Linked DNA regions of Homo sapiens: region 2 is linked to region 1. Evidence: chromatin contacts called from ENCODE Hi-C or POLR2A ChIA-PET data. All regions are on one chromosome and are shown on one strand. The core of a region is the stretch at or near the end of the contact, and the rest is flanking DNA. Distances in the headings are between cores, read along the strand shown. Region 1 overlaps LOC124900981 (a long non-coding RNA gene). Region 2 overlaps GPBP1 (GC-rich promoter binding protein 1).

Region 1 (2,700 bases), core at 53-2,552:
AACCCCTTAGGTACAGCCCCGTGACTTCCCAGTTGCCAAATATTTTCATCTCCCTTACCATGAGCATCTGGTTTCAGATGCATGGTTAAAGATATGACCAGACAGACAGAGAAGCACCTCAGCAGAGCTTCCTAAAACACCTTCAGGATGGCAGGCATTGTGTATGCTCAATCTGCTGCTGCTATTATTAGAGTCACTTCATACTGACTAAGCTGTTATTGAGGAAGAAGTGGATTAAGACTTATGGAGTCTGAGTGGTAAATGCATGATGCAGGGCTTTTAGGGCAAGATCGGTGGCATGCAGTTTTATTCAGCACCACACCTCAAATGCTCAGCAGGGCAACCTGTGTTAAGGGCACTCTCTAAGCAGCAACCAGGCAGTTCAAATGTTTGAATGACTCATCCTAATTGACCTTCTACTGCAGTCCAACCAGCCTCAGGGATGGGCAGTCTGGCAGCATGGTGCCACAAGATAGGAAGCATGGAGCAAAGGAGGGGAAGCAAGGCAGCTGACAAATGTCCACAGACTGGGCAGATGAGTCACATTGTCCCCCTGTGCCTCTGCTTCCCCATGAAGTTCAGGGACAAGAACACCTGCCTCCTATTTGTCTTCTGAGGTTGTTTTGAGGACTGGAGATAATGTTGGCCAACTGCTTAGAACTCTGAAAATTGCTAGAGCAGAAATACAAATGGAATGTCAAATCACAGTGGACATTTTGAACCCTAGCCTCTCCAATAGATAGAGGTGTGCCATTTAAGTCTTTAATTAATGCAATGTCATTACATGACAACCTAACTAGTAATTAGAGAGCCGTTAGATACAAAAAACTCAACTAAATTGTGATGTGGCTGCTTCTCAAGTAGAGTCCTTATAGATGGGGGCAGAGAAAGAAAGAGCCCTTGAGAGGTGCATGCTGGACACTGTAATTTTTTGTAAATGGTATCTGTTCAGAGTGGGTATGGAAGAAGAGCCCAGACCAGGTGCGGTGGCTCACGCCTGTAATCCCAGCACTTTGGGAGGCTGAGGTGGGTGGGTCATTTGAGGTCCAGAGTTCAAGACCAGCCTGGCCAAACCTGTCTCTACTAAAAATACAAAAATTAGCCAGGTGTGGTGGCGTGCACCTGTAGTCTCAGCTACTCAGGAGGCTGAGGCAGGAGAATCACTTGAACCCAGGAGGCAGAGGTTGCAGTGAGCTGAGATCTTAAAAAAAAAATAAAAAGAGGAAAGAAGATCCCACCACATTCCAACAGAGACAGCTGATGACAATCTACTTGATACTTGAGTTGGATCCAGAGTGGGGTGTGTACCTGCTGGCCATTTGCCATGGATCTGACTCATGGACCTGACCTGTGCCCAAGTGAACAGGGAGCAGCACTGTGGGCAAAAAGCACACCCAAGTGAAGTCCCTAGATAGAGGTGGCTTCTCCAGAGAGAGAATAAATAATGAATAAGAAAATTAGATATCTGGGCTTCATTTATTCCTACAGGAAACAGAAAAGAAAAATTGAGAAAAATTTACATCCTTAGAAGACTGCAAAGTAACTCACCTCTCTGAAGCAGAATCAGAAAACCATAGAACAGGTTGAGGTGGAAAGGCAATGGAATGAAAGGAAAAGGGAGATGAACTCGGATAGCAGAGTTAAAATTCATAATAGAGATAATGAGGAACAGAATTGGCAATGTGATGTCACCTTTCTCAAGGCAGTTTAGAACATGTTGCTGGGCATGGTGACACGTGCTTGTAGTCCTAGATACTTGGGAGACTCAGCTGGGAGGATTGCTTGAGCCTAGAAGTTCAAGACCAGCCTGGGCAACAAAAAAGAACATGTATTAATGTACTTAAATACATATGTGGCCTTTTACCCAACAAGTCATTTCTAAAAATTTAATAAGAGGAAATAGCAGTACAAATTTGCAATGATATAATATATGGAATGTTAATCAGGGCTTTTACAGTAGAAAAATCAAACAGAAAAGAACCTGAGTGTCCACCAATAGAGAAGTAGTTAAATAAATTATGGTATTAAAAGATCATAATATTAATATGAAAATAATATGAAGCAACTATTAAACTAATTTATTTAGCACAGAAAGATATTTATTTAGCACATGCTATGTTATTAAAGAGATATAATGCAGGAAACAAAATAATACATAGAGTAAGATAGTGTTGTTTTTTTTTTTTAAAGTCTATGTGTGTATGAAGCATAGAAAAAGAAGTCCAGGCTGGGTGCGATGGCTCATGCCTGTAATCTCAGCACTTTGAGAAGCTGAGGTGGGAGGATCTCTTCAGCTCAGGAGTTCAAGACCAGTTTGGGCAACATAAGAAAACTTTGTCTGTACGAAAAATAAAAAATTAGCTGGGTGTGGTGGCACGCACTGTAGTGCTAGCTACTCAGGAGGCTAAGGTGGGAGAATTGCCTAAGCCCAGAAGGTTCAGGGTACAGTGAACCATGATTGCACACTGCACTCCAGCCTAGGCAACAAAGCAAGACCCTGTCTGAAAAAGAAGGAAAAGAAAGCAAAGCAAAACAAGAAAGCAAGGAAGGAAGAAAGAAAGGAAGAAAGGAAGAAAGGAAGGAAGTCTGGAAAGACTGCATTGTTCACTTTTGCTGCATAACAGACCACCCTAAAACTCAATGGCTTAAAAAATAACAACCATTTCTTTCATTCATCATTTTGCAGGGCAGCAATTTGGG
Region 2 (2,700 bases), core at 138-2,637, 190 kb after region 1:
TGTTCAGTCCCACAAGACTGCTTTCACTTCAGATGCCAATAGCCAGTCCCAGTCACCAGTACTCCTCACTGGTTACAAACCAGGATTTCTGCAACCACCCCCATTGGGTCTGAACAATTTGTTGGGATGGCTCAAAGAATTCAGGGAAACACATTTGCTGATTTTATTATAAAGGATACAGGTGAATAGATTGATAATGGTGAGGTATTAGGTGAGGGGAGGTGGTGTGGTGTGTGGAGCTTCCATGCCCTGTCTGGGTGTACTACCCTCCCAGCACTTTCATGTGTTCAGCAATTGGTCTATGGGTGGTGGGGCTGAAAGTTCATACCCTCTAATCACTTGATTTTTCCTGTTACTGGCCCTGTGCTGAGACTGTTGGGGGCCCCAGTCTAAGTGACTATTAACATAAACTTGAGTTATCACAGGGACTTGATAACTTGATTTCACCTCAAGTGATCCGCCTGCCTCTACCTCCCAGTGTGCTGGGATAACAGGCGTGAGCCACCACGCTCGAGCCAGAATCAATTTTATAATTTGGCATTTTGTTCTCCCATAAGGACTTACCAGGTCCTAATAAATTTTGGCCATATGTGTTGAAAAAGATACACTTAAGTTATAAAATTCTCCTATAGAATATAATTTTAGGGTTTGAAGATGGATCTTAGTGATCATCTAAACCTTATACAGATTTTGGAAGGTTAACTGAATTGTTTTCACATAGCTGATTAGTGTGAGCCTAGATTAGAATCCAGGATGTATCTCCTATTCTGTGATCTTTCCATAGGACTCATTTTGGAATTCTGTAAAATGAGTAAAAATTCATAGACTGTAAAAAAGGGATTTGAGGCCGGGCGTGGTGACTCACGTCTGTAATCCCAGCACTTTAGGAGGCCAAGGCTGGTGGATCACCTGAGGTCAGGAGTTCAAGACCAGCCTGGCCAACATGGTGAAACCCCGTTTCTACTAAAAATACAAAAATTAGCCGGGTATGGTGGCACATGCCTGTGGTCCCAGCTACTCGGGAGGCTGAGGCAGGAGAATTGCTTGAACCCGGGAGGCAGAGGTTGCAGTGAGCCCAGATCCCGCCACTGAACTCCAGCCTGGGTGACAGAGCGAGACTCTGTCTCAAAAAAAAAAAAAAAAAAAAAAAAAAAACCAAAAACAAACAAACAAAAAAAAAAACAACAAAACCACACACACAAAAAACAAATAATTAAAATTTAAAAAAAAAGGTACTTGAAATTGTTGGGGAATGGAGACCTCTGTTGATTAAGCCACTGAAATCAATTCTTGTTATTGACTTTTGCCACCTTCTCATTCGTGTGTGGGTCCCTGGAATTCCCCTGTACCGAGCTGCTCTTGTTTGTCTTTTAAGTCAGCATTTTCCCCAGTCCTGCCTGGATGCATATGGGTTTCCTGCTTTCCTCTTTTGTCATTTTCTCTGAAATAAATGTAAGACTTCTTGTAATTTTTAAGTGATTTCATAGCTAACATAAAGCACAGTAATAAAAATTAGCATCTGGGCCGGGTGCGGTGGCTCATGCCTGTAATCCCAGCACTTTGGGAGGCCGAAGCAGGGGGATCACCTGAGGTTGGGAGTTCGAGACCAGCTGGACCAACGTGGAAAAACCCTGTCTCTACTAAAAGTACAAAACTAGCTGGGCTTGGTGGCGCGTGCCTGTAATCCTAGCTACTCGGGAGGCTGAGCAGGAGAATCGCTTGAACCTGGGAGGCAGAGGTTGTAGTGAGCTGAGATCGTGTCATTGCACTTCAGCCTGGGCAACAAGAGTGAGACCCTGTCTCAAAAAAAAAAAAAAAATCTGGAAAGATACACAAAACATTAAAAAAAGCTTGTAAATACTTGTCTTCATTTAAATGTTAACTTGAAGTTAAGATTGGTAATTTAAAAAATTAAAAAAAAAATAGAGACAGGGTCTCACTATCTTGCCCAGGCTGGTCTTGAACTACTGAGCTCAGGAGATGCTTCTGCCTTGGCCTCCCAAAGTGTGATTACAGATGTGAGCCATTGAGCCTGGCTGATAATTGTTAACGTGCGTTGAAATTCTCAATGCTTTTTGGACCTGACTCTTGATTAATTTATATAGGCCCTCATAATGATGATGATTTTACTCTTAGAATTTGGAACACCAGTTCTAAATTCTGAATTCTTCTAATTAAAAATTAGCTTTAGAAAATAGTTGACAATTTAAACTTTTTTTTTTTTTTTTTGAGATGGAGTCTCGCTCTGTCGCCCAAGCTGGAATGCAGTGGTGTGATCTCTGCTCACTGTAACCTCTGCCCCCCAGGTTCAAACGATTCTCCTGCCTCAGCCTCCTGAGTAGTTGGGATTACAGGTTCCTGCTATCACACCCAGCTGATTTTTGTATTTTTAGTAGAGATGGGGTTTCATCATATTGTCCAGGCTGGTCTTGAACTCCTGACCTCAGGTGATCAACCTGACTCGGCCTCTCATAGTGCTAGGATTACAGGCACGAGCCACTGCACCCCGCCCAATTTGAACTCTTAACTAGCAGTATTTGAGATTTGTTTCTTTGCCCAAAGTGGTTTTGACAAACACAATACTTTCTAGTGATACTTTTATTGTACCTTTTCTGTCTTATTCTTTCTCAGAATCATCATTTATGAATTCTATTTGTAATTAACCTCTTGTTTTCTGCCATAGACTTTTGTTTACCCACA

What was found. Hi-C counts contacts between places; a loop is a spot of excess contacts on that map. ChIA-PET counts read pairs that join two places held with the same protein, here RNA polymerase II (POLR2A). Pooled maps may share reads with other maps.
Region 2: a pooled map shows a loop between it and region 1 (5-fold over the local background). The contact joins two enhancer-like sites. A Hi-C loop is called at or near these places in 2 of 37 single-sample maps with no recorded cell type and 8 of 50 pooled maps. POLR2A ChIA-PET finds 5 or more read pairs at or near these places in 1 of 52 experiments (OCI-LY7).

Annotation. Positions count from the first base shown.
Region 1 is chr5:57,031,974-57,034,673 of GRCh38, forward strand. It overlaps LOC124900981 (a long non-coding RNA gene), which reads left to right. Exons shown (of 2, transcript XR_007058778.1): 2 at 2,687-2,700. Among named protein-coding and RNA genes, the nearest start is that of MIER3, 81 kb to the left of the region's middle. Within about 2 kb of position 1,303, at least 2 of the 41 ENCODE cell types and tissues checked have a DNase peak (open chromatin) inside an H3K27ac peak, as active enhancers do.
Region 2 is chr5:57,218,249-57,220,948 of GRCh38, forward strand. The region is part of intron 3 of GPBP1 (GC-rich promoter binding protein 1); the gene reads left to right. Among named protein-coding and RNA genes, the nearest start is that of GPBP1, 46 kb to the left of the region's middle. Within about 2 kb of position 1,388, at least 5 of the 41 ENCODE cell types and tissues checked have a DNase peak (open chromatin) inside an H3K27ac peak, as active enhancers do.